Linked DNA regions of Homo sapiens: region 2 is linked to region 1. A link is an interaction called in ENCODE POLR2A ChIA-PET data of the cell type or tissue named here. Cell type or tissue: IMR-90. All regions are shown on one strand. Each heading gives the region's core, and the rest is flanking DNA. Links, peaks and the distances in the headings are about the cores only.

Region 1 (8,131 bases), core at 1,923-5,922:
GATACCATGCACTTATTTATGGGTATGCTTTGTATAATCTCTAAAGCAGGCATAATTCTTATGATGCCAGGTAATTGAGCAGAGTCACAGAAAAAGAGTATTTTAAAAGGAGGGAGTCCCAGCCTGGCCAACATGGTGAAACCCCGTCTCTATCAAAAATATAAAAATTAGCTGGGCATGGTGGTGCACACCTGTAATCCCACCTCCTCAGACGCAGAGGCAGGAGAATTGCTTGATGTCCACATGCAAAATAATAAAGTTGGACCCCTACCTCATACCATATGTAAAAATTTACTCAAAACAGATCAAAGACCTAAATGTAAGAGTTAAAATTGCAAGAGTATTAGAATAAAAAATAGGTATAAATCTTCATGCCTAAGTGAGGTGGCTCATGCCTATAATCCTAGCACTTCTGAGATGGGCAGATCACTTGAGCACAGGTGTTTGAGACCAACCTCAGGAACATGGCAAAACCTCGTCTCTATTAAAAATACAAAAAAATTAGCTGGTGTGGTGGCATGTACCTGTAGTCCCAGCTACTCCGGAGGTTGAGGTGGGAGGATCACCTAAGCCCGGGAAGTGGAGGCTGCCATGAGCTGAGATTGTACCACTGCACTCCAGCCTGGGAGACAGGAGTGAGAAATCAACTCAAAAACAAACAAAACAACAACAACAACAAAACCTTTGTAACTTTGGATTAGGCAATAGTTTCTAAAATATAATACCTAAAGCCTAAGCAACCATAGAAAAAATAGATAAATTGGACTTCAGAAAAATTAAAAGCTTTTAGGCCGGGCGTGATGGCTCATGCCTGTAATCCCAGCACTTTGGGAGGCAGAGGCAAGTGGATTAGCTGAGGTCAGGAGTGTGAGACCAGCCTGGCCAGTATGGTGAAACCCCACCTCTACTAAAAAAAAAACACACAAAAATTAGCTGGGTGTGGTGGTGTGTGCCTGTAGTCCCAGCTACTTGGGAGGCGGAGACAGGAGAATTGCTTGAACCCAGGAGGTGGAGGTTGCAGTGGACCAAGATTGTGCCACGGCACTCCAGCCTGGATGACAGAGTAAGACTCCATCTCAAAAAATAGAAATACAGGCTGGGCGTGGTGGCTCACGCCTGTAATCCCAGCACTTTGGGAGGCTGAGGCGGGCAGATCACGAGGTCAGGAGATCGAGACCATCCTGGCTAACAGGGTGAAACCCGTCTCTACTAAAAATACAAAAAAATTAGCCGGGCGTGGTGGCGGGCACCTCTAGTCCCAGCTACTCAGGAGGCTGAGGCAGGAGAATGACATGAACCCAGGAGGTGGAGCTTGCAGTGATCTGAGATCATGCCACTGCACTCCAGCCTGGGCAACAGAGCGAGACTCCATCTCAAAATAAATAAATAAATAAATAAAAATACAGGCTGGGCATGGTGGCTCACGCCTGTAATCCCAGCACTTTGGGAGGCCGAGGCAGGCAGATTACTTGAGGTCAGGAGTTCGAGACCAGCCTGACCAACGTGGAGAAACCCTGTCTCTACTAAAAATACAAAATCAGCCGGGCGTGGTGGCGCATGCCTGTAATCCTAGCTACTCAGGAGGCCGAGGCAAGAGAATCGCTTGAACCCAGGAGGCGGAGGTTGCAGTGGGCCGAGATCATGCCATTGCCCTCCAGCCCGGGTGACAGAGTGAGACTCCATCTCAAAAAATAAAAATACAAAAATTAGCTGGGTGTGGTGGTGCATGCCTGTAATCCCAGGTACTCGGGAGGTGGAAGCCGGAGAACCACTGGAACTGGGGAGGCAGAGGTTGCAGTGAGCAAAGACTGTGCCACTGCACTCCAGCCTGGGCAACAAGAGCGAAACTCCGTCTCAAAAAAAAAAGAAAAAAAAAAAAAACCCAAGTGAAAAGTAGGCAAAGGACTTGAATAGACATTTCTCTTAAGATGATATAAAAATGGCCAATAAGCACATAAAAAGATATTCAACATTATTAATCATTAGAAAAATCCAACTTCAAAACCACAATTGAATACTACTTCATACCTGCTAGATCAGCTGGGAAGAAAAACTCAGATAATAACAAGTGTTGGTAAAATTTGAGCTCTTGTATATTAACAGTGGAAGTGTAAAATGGTGCAGGTGCTTTGGAAAACAGTTTGGCACTTTCTCAAAATTTAACCCTTTTCCAGTTTAGATTTTAAAAAAACACAGCTCGATGCCAGCACTCATTTAATTTTACTTAAACATGTTCTTTGAGGCTGAAGAAAATCTGACTGATTTTCATGTGAAAATAAAATATAAAAACTGTTCTTGGAGTTATTTCTAAACAGAACTAACATCAGAATCATCTGAACCATCAAAATCGTCTATTTCAGAAAAATCAGATCCATCAAATGAATCTTCAGCCAACAACTGTTTGAGAACGATGCTACGTTTTTTAGGATTTGACATTTTCAGTGATCAAGAATTACTATATTTTATAAACGGAAATACAACTAAAAACAGAATACTATAAATAGAATAATGTTTTTGTTTCCAAAGTCAATACACTAGAGCAATGCAAAAATAATAATAAATATTAATATGCTTACTCATGTATTAATAATACAACAATATTTTGTGGCAAGGTTATCTTGGAGTAAATGCTGCAGCTGCAAGCACCGCTGGCAGGTATTCTTGGGGCAAAGGCGAAAAGGGTTAAACAGAGTTATCATATGACTTAGTAATTCCACAATTCCACCTAAGAGTATTGAGAACATATGTCCACACAAAAACTTGTACCTGAATGTTCATAGCAACTTTATTCGTTATAGTCAAAAAGTGGAAACAACCCAAATGTCCGTCAACTAATGAATGGATAAACAAAATAGCATAACCACTCTGAGGTATATCCGCACAACAGAATATTATTGCACAATAAAAAGGAATGAAGTGCTGATACGTACTACAACATGGATGATCCCTGAAAACATTATACTAAAAAAGAAATCCCATTCCAGTAGGTATAGCTAAAAATAAATAAATACACAAAACATTATCTTTAATGAAAGAAGCCAGTCACAAAAGGTCACATGGTGTATGATTCAGTTTATATTAAATGTCCAGAATAGGAAACTCTGTAGAGGTGGAAAATAGATTAGCAGTTGTCAAGGGCTGTAGGGAGGGGGAATTGGTAGTGACTGCTAATGGATACAGGAGTGATGAGAATGTTCTGAAATTAAATGGTAATAGTTGAATGAATTTATGAATATACTAAAAAACACTGCATTGTACACTTTAAAAGATACATTATACACTTTAAAAGGTGAGTCTTATAGGATTTTATGAGATTTTATGAAATTTGAATCATATCTCAATTTTTTTAAAAGTGTTTATTGGATTTCTGAGACTCGGGTGTTGTTAGTGGCCTTGTAGAGGAATGTTAGTGGTCAAAGGCAGCTGGCAGTGGACCAAAGAATGAGTGGGAAGTGAAGAATAGTGAGTGTATACAATTCTTTCAAGAAGGTTAGGTGAGAAGAACAGGGCAGTAGCTGAGAGAGATAAAAGGTCAAAGAATATTCTGGTTTTGTTTGTGGTGCTGATGGCAGAAACTTAAGTAGGTTAAAATGCTAATGGAGGCTGGGCGTGGTGGCTCACTCCTATAATCCTAGCACTTTGGGAGGCCAAGGTGGTCAGATTGCTTGAGCTCAGTAGTTCGAGATTAGCCTGGGCAACATGGTGAGACCCCTTCTCTACAAAATATACAAAAATTAGCTGGGCATGCTGGTGCCTGTTGTCCCAGCTACTTGAGGGGCTGAGGTGGGAGGATGGCTTGAGCTTGGGAGGTCGAGGATGCAGTGAGCTGTAATCACGCCACTGCCCTCCAGTGGACCTGTCTCAAAAAAAAAAAAAAAAGATAGTAAGATCCAACTAAGAGGAAGTATACTGAGGAGGAGGATGATAAATAATAGAATAGAATAATTAAGATAGCACAAGGTGGTTAAAATGGAATTAAGAACACAGGTAACTGTTAAATAGGAAGAAAGGTGCTGACTGGGGGAAGTGAAATTATATATATTGAATTAGTTTAATTTGAGGAAGTTAAGACGCGTTTTATCTGAGGACATCTGTTTTCAGGTCAGTTGATGAAAAGTAAGGAAGTGTAGGCGAAGGGTCAGAAATGTGGGAAGATTAGAAAATGTTGGATGTGCTGGCACGGTGTCTCATGCCTGTAATCCCAGCACTTTGGGAGGCTGAGGCAGGTGGATCACTTGAGCCCAGGAGTTTGAGATTTTATTAAAAAAAAAAATCTATCTATCTATCTATAGAAATTGACACTTCTGGTCTTAAAGCTTGAAACTTACATTTATTTTATCTGAGTTACTTCCTCAGGAAAGGACCCCCAGACCTCTGGGAAAGTATCAAATAATTGAAACTCACTGGATCATCTCATCCAATGAGAGGCCAGGCCCCTCATTCATCATGATTGCTTCCTTAACCTTCCCCGAGTTCTTGTTTTCCTACACATTGTTATATTTCTTACCTGCTATATAAACTCCTAATTTTAGTCGGCAGGGGAGATGGATTTGAGACTGAACTCCCATCTCCTCCACTGCAGCACCTGGTCAAAGCCTTTTGCCTTGGCAATACCCGTTGTCTCAGTCATTGGCTTTCTGTGTAGCGAGCAGCAGGACCTAGACTGAACCCACAAAACCACAAATTTATACTATTGGGACAATCGTAACTCAATCTCTAGTCCCTGATGATTTGGGACGTTTAGGGCATCTAATCTGATCAGTTGTTATCTAATGTATCATCGGGTCGTACTTAAATTCCAGAAAATGCCCAGGAAAGGATAATTCTAGTGAAACAAAAAACCCAGTTTGGTCCTGTTACTTCTTATGCTTATGCTAATTGGAATCCCCTGGTAGCACATACTATCTGAAACGTAGCAGAACTCCCAGGAGAATCTATAATACATTTACGGTTTTGGTGATAAGGAACCCCCACTCGCTTGAGTCCCTTAGATCTGTGCTAATCCTACTCTACGCCTCTGGAACAACCCAGGATTCCAAGGATAGACTGGTAGTTTCTCATTAGTTTAATGAAACTGTGGTTTGGACTACATGTGTCAGCTGCTTTCCACTAATATCTGAGTAGGGCTAAACCACAGGAAAATATTGTTTCAAGTATGAAAATAATATTTAAATAGGACAATAATAATTATTCTAGCCGGGCATGGTGGTGCGCACCTATTAGTTCCAGCTACTCAGGAGACTAAGGTGGGAGGATCACTCAGCTCAGGAGTTCAAGACTGCAGAGAGCTATGATCATTGTGTCACTGCCTTCCAGCCTGGGTGACACAGCAAAACCTGGTCTCTACTGTAAAAAAAAAAAAAAAAAAAAAAAAAGAATAATTAGTTTAATAGGATAGAATAAAAATAATTAAAATTTCTTGATTATTGTCCATCTTGTGTTAGGCTTACATTTATACATATCATATGTATATATATGTACATATGATATGTATGAATGTAAGATATGTATAAATGTAAGATATGCAGCACACCAACATGGCACATGTAGACATATGTAACAAACCTGCACGTTGTGCACATGTACCCTAAAACTTAAAGTATCATAATAATAATAAATAATAAAAAAGATATATAGATATATATCTCTCAATTTGTCTTTCTCCCTCTCCTTACCATGGTTTTTGTTTAAAACTATCTTTATTAACAACAATAATTATAAGTGCAGCATGCAATGCTTTCCAAAGCACTTACTCATCCATTATTTTACTGTATGTAAACTTCCATCTCAGCTAGGTTGGAGATGCATTATTACCTCCAGGTTGCTGATGAAGAAACAATGATTAAGCAGTGATTAGTGACTTGTCCAAGATCATATAATTTGTTGGCAGGTGAGTTGTTTTTAGACTTCAGATATCTTTTGTTACTTCTTAACGTATACTTTCTATTCACTATAAGGTTAGTGAGAATTTTGATAAAGGTTTCCTTTTTTTTATTAAAAAAATTTTTTTAGCCTGTATCCTGCTGAAGATAAAGGTTTCCTAGTAAAACTATTCTAAACTTGTTTTTTTTGTTTGCTAGAAAAATGGTTTCAATAGACTTCTTTTTTTTATGGAATCTCGCTCTGTCCCCCACGCGGAATGCAGTGGTGCAAGCTTGGCTCACTGCAACCTCCGCCTCCTGGGTTCAAGCGATTCTCCTGCCTCAGTCTCCTGAGTAGCTGGGATTACAAGCGTGTGCCACCACGCCTGGCTAATTTTTGTATTTTTAGTAGAGACTGGGTTTCACTATGTTGGTCAGGCTGGTCTTGAACTCCTGACCTCGTGATCTACCTGCTTTGGCTTCCCAAAGTGCTGAGATTACAGGCGTGAGCCACTGTGCCCAGCCTAGACTTCTTTTTTAAAAAATGTATGTTGAACATTCAACAAAGGAAAAATGACCATGATTCGTAAAATACTGATATTTAATACTTCTCAACTTTCCAAAACAATGATAGTGATGATATATTTTAATCACATAAGGGGCACTAATTTTAATATGTCTTTACCACTTTATTTTATTTATTTATTTTTGAGACAGGGTCTCATACTCTGTTGCCCAGGCTGGAGTGCAGTGTTTCGATCAGGTCTCACTGCAGCCTTGACCTCCCTGGGCTCAGGTGATTCTCCCACCTCAGCCTACCGAGTAGCTGGAACCACAGGCTCACACCACCACACTTGGCTAATTTTAAAATTTTTTGTAGAGACAGGGTTTTGTCATGTTTGCGCACCCTGATCTCAAACTTCTGAGCTCAAGCAGTCCTCCCTCCTCGGCCTCAAAAAGTGCTGGGATTACAGGTGTGAGCCATTGTGCCCAGCTATTTTATTTTTCAGATAGGGTCTCACTCTGTCACCCAGACTGGAGTGCAGTGTCGCCATCACAGCTCACTGCAGCCTCGACCTCCCCAGGCTCAGGTGATCCTCCCACTTCAGTCTTCCAAGTAGCTGTGCCACCACATCTGGCTAATTTTTTGTATTTTTTGTAGAGATGGGGTTTCGCCACGTGGTGGTCTCAAACTCCTGGCCTCATGTGATCTGCCTGCCTTGGCTTACCAAAATGTTGGGATTACAGGCGTGACCACTGTGTCCTGCCACCACCTTATTTAGTGCTAACTAAACAACTTTCCCTTTGCCAAATGTGATAATAATTTCTTAATTTCTTGTAGAATTACTGATCAGAGTCAACATTCTTTTTTTTTTTTTTTGAGACAGAGTTTCGCTCTTGTTGCCCAGGAGGGAGTGCAATGGCACGATCTCTGCTCACTGCGATTTCTGCCTCCCGGGTTCAAGCAATTCTCCTGCTTCAGCCTCCCAAGTAGCCGGGATTACAGGTGCCCGCCACCATGCCCAGCTAATTTTTGTATATTTAGTAGAGATGGGGTTTCGCCATGTTGGCCAGGCTGGTCTCAAACTCCTGACCTCAGGTGATCCACCTGCCTTGGCTTCTCAAAGTGCTGGGATTACAGGCGTGAGCCACCACACCTGGCCAGGGTCAACGTTCTGAAATAACCTTCAGCATTAGCCAGTACTCACCAAGATCAAATAATCAGCTTTGCTAATTTGTTGTTGTTGTTGTTGTTTGAGATGGAGTCTCGCTCTGTTGCCCAGGCTGGAGTGCAATGGTGAGATCTCGGCTCACTGCAACCTCTGCCTCCCAGGTTCAAGTGATTCTTCTGCCTCAGCCTCCCGAGTAGCTGGGATTACAGGCACTCACCATCATGCCCGGCTAATTTTTGTATTTTTGCATAGATGGGGTTTTACCATGTTGGCCAGGCTGGTCTGGAACTCTTGACTTCAGGTGATCCGCCCACCTCAGCGACCCAAAGTGCTGGGATTACAGGCTTGAACCACCGTGCCCGGCCCACTTTGCTAATTCTTAAAACATTTAAAGCTAAACTTCAAGGAGTGTGAAAAGGTGGTTAGGGTATCCATAAACAACCTGGTGCTGGGGCACATCTGACCCTGGGGAGGAATTAAGTGGCTCAGTGGTCCTGTGGCTGAGAGGCATGGCCAGCAGGGACTCTGACAGTCACCTTTTTTCTTCCTTCAATGAATCTCCAGGTTAGAAGGTGAAGGAAGTTATTTGCAGCATCA
Region 2 (8,131 bases), core at 2,815-6,814, 77 kb after region 1:
GGGAAAGGGAATTAGTAAAAGCTCCTATCTCTTTGGTTATTTTCAGTCTTGGTTAACGCCGTCCTTTTAGTTGGCCCTCAGTCATTGCTATAACCCAAATGGTCTTCCACAGGCTCTCCTCGAGGCTTCTCGCTTGCTTCCATGGCATTGTCCCTATATGCCAACCATGTCCAAACCTTATTCTTTTCATTTCCAAACCTTGTTCTTTTCCAAACCTTATTTGCTCTGTCGCCCAGACTGGAGTACCGAGGCACCATCTCGGCTCACTGCAACCTCCGCCTCCCAGGTTCAAGCAATTCTCCTGCCTCAGCCTTCCGAGTAGCTGGGATTACAGGTGCCTGCCACCACGCCCAGCTAATTTTTGTGTTTTTAGTAGAGATGGGGTTCCACCATGTTGGCCAGGTTGGTCTTGAACTCCTGACCTGAAGTGATCCGCCTGCTTCGGCCTCCCAAAGTGCTGGGATTACAGGTGTGAGCCACCATGCCCTGCCTAAACCTTATTCTTTAGCCTCCATCTCATGAGTTGATAGTTCTGTACTTTCCCCTAAAACTTGCAAACTCATTAGGTCCAAAACCAAATGCACTGTCTTCACCTTCCTTTTTTTTTTTTTTTTCACTATGACATATGTCATGCATACGAAAGTGTATAAAAGCAGTGATTGTCAGTGCGTTTTTGAGTTTTGACCTCTGGTTGAATTTTGTGATACAAGTAGGTTAAATTTTTAAAAGGATTATAAGGGCTGTGAGCAATGGCTCACGCCTGTAATCCCAATACTTTGGGAGGCTGAGGCTGGCAGATTGCTTTAGCTCAAGAGTTCGAGACCAGCTTGGGTAACATGGCGAAACTCCCTGTCTCAACAAAAGAGACAAAAATTAGCCAGGCTTAGTGGCGCCGCCTGTAGTCCCAGCTAGTTGGAGGGATAATGAAATGAACATCTATGTACACATCCTTCATAAAAAGTGAAACATTAAAAATAATACATTAAGTCCCTTTGACCTCTTCTCTATTAACTCCTCTGACTTTCAAACCACCTTCCCTTTTTGCCTTCCATTCATTGGTTAATGGCATCACTAGCCATCTGGTTATAAAAACTAGAGATATTGGAATCATTTTTGCCTCTTTTTTCCTTCACTTGCCATAACCATTTGGTCATTAGATTCTGCTTCATGAATTAGCCCTTAACCCTAGTTTCTTTTTCTCTAGTTCAAGGCCACATCTTGTCTCAACTAGCCTTATGGAGTATGGGTAGTGCATGTAGTGTCCTGGCTCTTCAGTTTTTTCCCTCCAATGTATTTGTTACACTGTATCTAAAGATGTTTCTAAGGTATAGAACAGATTTCTCATTCTGTTGTTTTCTTTGGGACATGTTATTAAATACTTAATATAGTGATTATGAACCCTTGCTGCACATCAATATAGCTAGTGAAAGTTTTCAAAACATAAATGTCTTGTTTTGCACTCCAGATTAAGAATTTAGATGAAGCTACTCCCCCTAAAACTTTTTTACCTTACTATCTCTGGAGAGTCTGATTGAGCATTTAATTTTTACTGATAGGCATTATCTAAATGTCATTGAAATAACGCATTGCTTGAGCATATGCCTCTTATCCCTCCTTTTCCTTTTTTATTTTTCACTTTTCCTTTTTCTTTTCAATGTTAAGGCCAACTTTCCAAGGAATTCTTTTGATTTTCGTTTTAATTTTCTTCTTGGTAGCATTTTATGTAAAGATTCTTTTTATGGTTGACCTCATAGCCAGAAAGTATCGTAAAGAAATGATTCCCAGTGTTCCTGAGTTATTACCTCTTGTTGCTAATTGACTTTTTTTTTGGTATACCTTTTTTGCTGCAAAAGTACGAATTGGTGCTGTGATATTATTTTACATAAAATGAGTTTTAAAATTTGAAAAACAATTACTTTAATGAAGAGAAAGTTGCTTGATACTTCTTGATATAATTGAATATAATCTTTGGTGCTAAGTTAAGACAGAGGTGGTATGATGCATAATTTATCTTTTGAAGGGAGTCTTGTGTTAAACTGTTATATTTGATTAGGAATTAGAACTTCTCTCATGCTGGGACAATTTCTGGAGTACATAGTAGGTGTTTAATGAATGAGTAAATGAATACAAGTGGCAGCTCCATCCCAACCTCTAGTCTGTTGACTAGTTGCACTCTAATTCTCACAAGGAACGCTTTGGAAAATAATTTTCCCTTGACTTAAAAAATAGTGTTCTCAGTCATTACTAAAAAATTGGAAATTAGAAAAAGATATAAGAAAATAAAAATTGCTGGTCGTGGTGGCTCACGCCTGTAATCCCAGCACTTTGGGAGGCTGAGGCGGGTGGATCATGATGTCAGGAGTTCAAGACCAGCCTGGCCAAGATAGTGAAAACCCATCTCTACTACAAATATAAAAAATTAGCTGGGTGTGGTGGCAGGCACCTGTAATCCCAGCTACTTGGGAGGCCAAGGCAGGAGAATCGCTTGAACTCGGAGGGCAGAGGTTGCAGTGAGCCGAGATTGTGCCACTGCACTCCAGTGGGCACAGAGTGAGACTCTGTCTCAAAAAAAAAAAATTGCTAGTTATTCATCATCCAGAGATAACAAATGTTATTTTAACAGTTTATTAAAATATAATTCTTGGCTGGGTGCGGTGGCTTAAGCCTGTCCCAACACTTTGGGAGGCCAAGGCAGGCAGATCACAAGGTCAGGAGATCCAGAGCATCCTGGCTAACAAGGTGAAACCCCATCTCTACTAAAAATACAAAAAATTAGCCGAGCATGGTGGCACTCCATGTAGTCCCAGCTACACGGGAGGCTGAGGCAGGAGAATCGCTTGAATCCAGAAGGCAGATATTGCAGTGAGCCGAGATCTTGCCACTGCACTCTAGCCTGGGTGACAGAGAGACACTACATCTGAAAAAAAAAAAAAAAAATATATATATATATGTGTGTGTGTGTGTGTATATATATATACACACACACACACACATAATTCTTAGTTCACCTAAAGTGTACAATTGAAAGGATTATAGTGTATTTACAAAGTTACGCAACTATCACCATAATCAATTTTCGTACATTTTTATTATCCCATGAAGAAACCCCATACCTATTAGCAATCATTCCCTATTTTACTCCATCTCCTGAGCCCTAAGCAACTATTAATCCACTTTCTGTCTCTGTAGATTTATGTATTCTGAACAATTCATGTGGAACCATAATATGTGATCTTTTGTGACTGGGTTTTTTCACTTATGTTTCGAAGATTAATCCATGTTGTGGCATATGTTCAGTACTTCATTTCTTTTTATTGCCTAGTGATATACCTTTGTATTTTATTCTACATTTTACTTATCCGTTCATAAGTTGAAGGATATTTGGGTTGTTTCTACTTTTTGGCTATTATGAATAATGCTGCTCTGACCATTCATGTACAAGTATTTGGATGATATCTTATTAAGATTTTGATTTACAATTCCCTGATGGCTAATATTTTTTAATACTTGTTTTTAGACTGTGTTTAACAAAATATGGATTATACTACATATGCAGTTTTGTAGTCTGCCTTTTGCATTTAAGCCTGTTTTTAGCATTAGCAAGCATATTTTACAAAAGAATTTTCCTAATTTTTGCTCCCCTCTTTACTCCCCGCCAAAACCATAAATTCTTGGGAAACCTTGCTTAAATTAATATACCTAGAAAATACAATCCATATTAATATATACCAGATTATTATTGGTTGTTACCATGGTATGGGAGTGGGTAGAATTAGGGGAATTATATTTTCTACCTTAAATATTTCTGTAATGTTTTAACTTTTACAGTGAAGATACATCATTTTGTAATCACAGAACATAAAGGTGAATTATTTCCTTGGGGAATAAGTAGATTCAGCATGAAAAACAGTTCCTAAATTTGAAAGTCATAATTAACATTGTAAAATTAGTCATTAAAATATATTTCACTAAGCTGGGTGCGGTGGTTCACGCCTGTAATCCTAGCACTTTGGGAGGCTGAGGTGGGTGGATCACGAGGTCAAGAGGTCGAGACCATCCTGGCCAACATGGTGAAACCCCGTCTCTACTAAAAATACAAAAATTAGGTGGGTGTGGTGGCATGCGCCTGTAGTCCCAGCTACTCAGAAAGCTGAGGCAGGAGAATCTCTTGAACCCAGGAGGTGGAGGTTGCAGTGAGCTGAGATCACACCACTGCACTCCAGCCTGGCGACAGAGTGAGACTCCATCTCAAAAAAAAAAAAAAAAAAATATATATATATATATAACATATATATATATAATGTATATATTTTACTAAATACAATACCTATAGGCCATTTTGTTAACTAAATTTACTTTTCTGTGGTCCTAGACTGTGAACACATATGCTGTGCAGAATTAAGAAAAATATTTAGTATTAAAGTCAGAAAAGCAAATACTGGTTATTAGCCTTTGACTGCTTTATAGAAAAGTATACAGTTGTCTCTTGCTATCTGGGGGGGATTGATTCCAGGACCAAAATCAGAGGATGCTCAAGTCCCTGATGTAAAATGGTGTAGTATTTGCATATGACCTATGCACATCCTTCCATGTACTTTAAAGCATCTCTAGATCAATACCTAATACAAAATGTAAATAGTTGTTATACCATATTTATATCCTTAAGAAAATACTTGTTATACTGTATTGTTTAGGGAATAATGACAAGAAAAGTCTGTACATGTTCACTAGAGACACAATTTTTTTTCTGAATGTTTTGATTTGTAGTTGGTTGAATCCATGGTTGTGAAGCCCCAGATACAGAAGGCTGACTGTACTATGTAGAAGTAATTTTTCTAAGTATATTTAGTTCTTGAGGCTAATATTGATTCAAAAAGTCATTGACAAGGACTTAGAAGAAAGGACTTTTGGCCAGGTGCAGTGGCTCATGCCTGTCTATAATCCGAGCACTTTGGGAGGCCACGGTGGGTGGATCACCTGAGGTCAGGAGTTCAAGACCAGCCTGACCAACATGGTGAAACCCTGTCTCTACTAAAAATACAAAAAATTACCTGGGCGTGGTGGTGGGCACCTGTAATCCTAGCTGCTCGGGAGGTTGCAGTGAGCTGAGATTGCCCCATTGCACTCCAGCCTGGGCAACAAGAGCAAAACTCTGTCTCAAAAAAAAAAAGAACTTTTTTGTAGGGATTATGTTGTAATAGGATTTGACATAGCTAATCATTAGACTCTGTTTATATAATCTCAGATCAGGCAAATCTGGCAGGAATATTTATAATTGTTTATGTAGAGAAAGGTGGGTTTTTGGACACTGCAGCTTCTGTTGAATAATAATCTGGCAGTTGTAATTGCCACTAAATTTTAAAGATTCCAGGAGTGGTTCCTGAATGATGGGACAGACACTTCTGTAAGATTGTTCAGAAAATTTCCAGCTTACTTACACTCCATATAATACAGAGAGAGATAGTTGGTATCATTAAAAAAAGAAAGGAAGTTAATAGTTAATATGCTAGGTTTTTGAAGACAGCTTTATATGTATTGTCTCATTTAATCCTCACAACAGCCCTTCAGGGTAACTACCTTGGTAATGGTATCTTCATTTTGCAAGTGAGGAAAGTGAGGCTCAGAGAGATTAAGTAACTTGCCCAAAGTAACACAGCCAGTATGTAACAGAGCTAGGATTTGAATCTAAGTCTGTCAGACTCCAAAATCTATGCTCTTTCCAGTACTTCACACTGCAGCAAGTAAGTGTGATACTTGGCCCTGTGATTGCCTTACTTAGGGCACCCAAAACTTCAGCCTGTTTCTATTGCTTACTATCCAAATCCTAGTCAGACCCCAGTTAGAAGACCCTGTGACTCGAGCCAGGATCAGTCCTTGTATGTACTGGTCTGATTGCAGTGATAGTTATCATTTCTTTCTGAACGTTGCAATTACTCCTCCACAAAGAGGAATATACATCTTTAAATATGATTAAAATGTGATTTCTTCTATTATAGCATAGCAGCAAAATTTGTCCTTGCAGTTTCCAGCAGGTGTATTCAACCCTATAATTTAAAGCTTCATTCATACTCTAGCCAAAGGACTATGGGAAGTCATTTTGCTTTTTTTTGGCAGGGAACGGCTGTTCTATTCCCTATCCTGCTTATATCATAAAATTGTTGTAAGAGTGAAATGAGATAATAGATGTTCAACTGTAAGAAAGTACTGTGTGGTAATCTCTTACCTTTCTAAAAGCCCCATCTAAGTAGAGATTCTTCCTTTGTGAAATTCTAGCATATACAGATTTATTTCTATAAATCGTTTTAGTTAGGCAAGAGAATCTTGAGAGTGTACTTGAATTGTAGATTACTCCAACCTGAGATTTAGGCTTAGCTATTAACATACAAAAGGTATTTTTCACTTTAGTGTACATATTAGAACAAGGTGAGGTTAATTTTTAAGTATCTTGTTGGAAATGCATGGCAGGGAAATTCTGAAGAAGAATTATAAGTAATGACAAATAAATATATTTAATGTACAGTACAAATTACCCAAGTTATTGTTTTTCTTTTGATTCATCATATTATCTTCATTGATTTATTTTAGTGGCTTTTAAAGATATTTGCAGTGCCTTTCATGACTTTAGTTCTCTGGTCTCGCTTTTTCCCTAAGGCCTTAAATACATCATTTCATTCATTCATAATGTTCATTTTTATTAAGGATTTACTGTATAAGGCTGAGGATAGATAAAGCAGTGAGCTCACAGGAGAAAGCAAAAGAGGCAAAAATCCCTGCCCTTGTGCAGGTTAAATTTCTTTTCTTTTTTTTTTTTTTTTTTTTGTTGTTGTTGTTGTTGTTGAGATGGAGTTTTGCTCTTTCACCCAGGCTGGAGTGCAGTGGCACGATCTGGGCTCACTGTAACCTCCACCTCCTGGGTTCAAGCGATTCTCATGCCTCAGCCTTCTGAGTACCTGGGATTACAGGCATCTGCCACCGCGCCTGGCTAATTTTTGTATTTTCAGTAGAGATGGGGTTTCACCATGTTGGCCAGGCTGGTCTCGAACTCCTGACCTCAGGCAATCCACTCACCTCGGCCTCCCAAAGTGCTGGGATTACAGGCATGAGCCACCACACCTGGCCACAGCTTACATTTCAATAGTGAGATTATAGGTGACAAATAATATAAATAAGCCATATGTCAGTTGATAATAGAACAATAGGAAAAAATAAAGGGAAGAGGGTTGCAGTTTTAAATAAGTGATTAGGGAAGACCTCATTGAGAAATGGCATCTGGACAAATCTGAAGGAAATGAGGGAGGGAGTTATGTTGTCAAGCAGAGGAAGAGCATGCTGGCTAGTACCGAGACACTGAGGTGGAAATGTGTAGCAGCAATAGCAAGGAGGTCAGTATGATTAAAATCAGTCATGCGTGTGTGTTGGGGGTGGGGGGTGGAGGGGGCCTTACAGTCCATTCTGAGGACTTTACATCTGTGTGCAATGGAAGTCATTGAGATTTTAAGCAAAATTCTAACACGGAGTTTTCAGGAACACATCATCCTTGGACATTGTAGAGGAAACACTGTAAGTTAAAGGTATTATTAGATGTTCTTACTCCTCTACTGAAATGCAGGATTTTATTTTGTTTTTGTGTTTTGTGTTTTAAGACGGAGTTTTGCTCTTGTCATCCAGGCTGGAGTGCAGTGGCACCATCTCGGCTCACTGCAACCTCCGCCTCCTGGTTCAAGCAATTCTCCTGCCTCAGTCTCCAGAGTAGCTGGGATTACAGGCATCTGCCACCAAGCCTGGCTAATTTTTGTGTTTTTAGTAGAGATGGGGTTTCGCCATGTTGACCAGGCTGGCCTTGAACTCCTGACTTCAGGTGATCCACCCGCCTTGGCCTCCCAAAGTGCTGGGATTACAGGCGTGAGCCACTGGGCCCGGACAGATTTTGTTATTTTATATATTAAAACTATATGTATTCATGTATTATATAATAAAATATATTTTTTAAATTTAAGGCAAAAATGTTTTAAAATACACACTGCCAGTAACTACTTGCAGAAGGAAAAGTATATTGGAAAACCTCACAGAAGTTTTTAAAATTTTTAAATTTAAAACAACCAGTTAACATGGAAAGTTAGATTTATATTTA

Evidence for each region. ChIA-PET counts read pairs that join two places held together with the same protein. Peaks named below come from ENCODE experiments on the same cell type or tissue, not always from the same donor. Only the 100,000 strongest peaks of a DNase experiment are listed, where the experiment ranks them.
Region 2: POLR2A ChIA-PET joins it to region 1 with 6 read pairs; 9 of 35 experiments call an interaction of 5 or more read pairs at or near these places.

What each region holds. Positions count from the first base shown.
Region 1 is chr14:34,908,519-34,916,649 of GRCh38, forward strand. SRP54-AS1 (SRP54 antisense RNA 1) reads right to left here. Exons shown (of 5, transcript NR_151701.1): 5 at 7,962-8,131. Among named protein-coding and RNA genes, the nearest start is that of BAZ1A, 37 kb to the left of the region's middle. In IMR-90, for the core only: no CTCF peak of the experiment used is centred there; a DNase peak (open chromatin) is centred at 3,433.
Region 2 is chr14:34,984,311-34,992,441 of GRCh38, forward strand. All of the region lies in intron 1 of SRP54 (signal recognition particle 54), which reads left to right. Among named protein-coding and RNA genes, the nearest start is that of SRP54, 5.4 kb to the left of the region's middle. In IMR-90, for the core only: no CTCF peak of the experiment used is centred there; no DNase peak of the experiment used is centred there.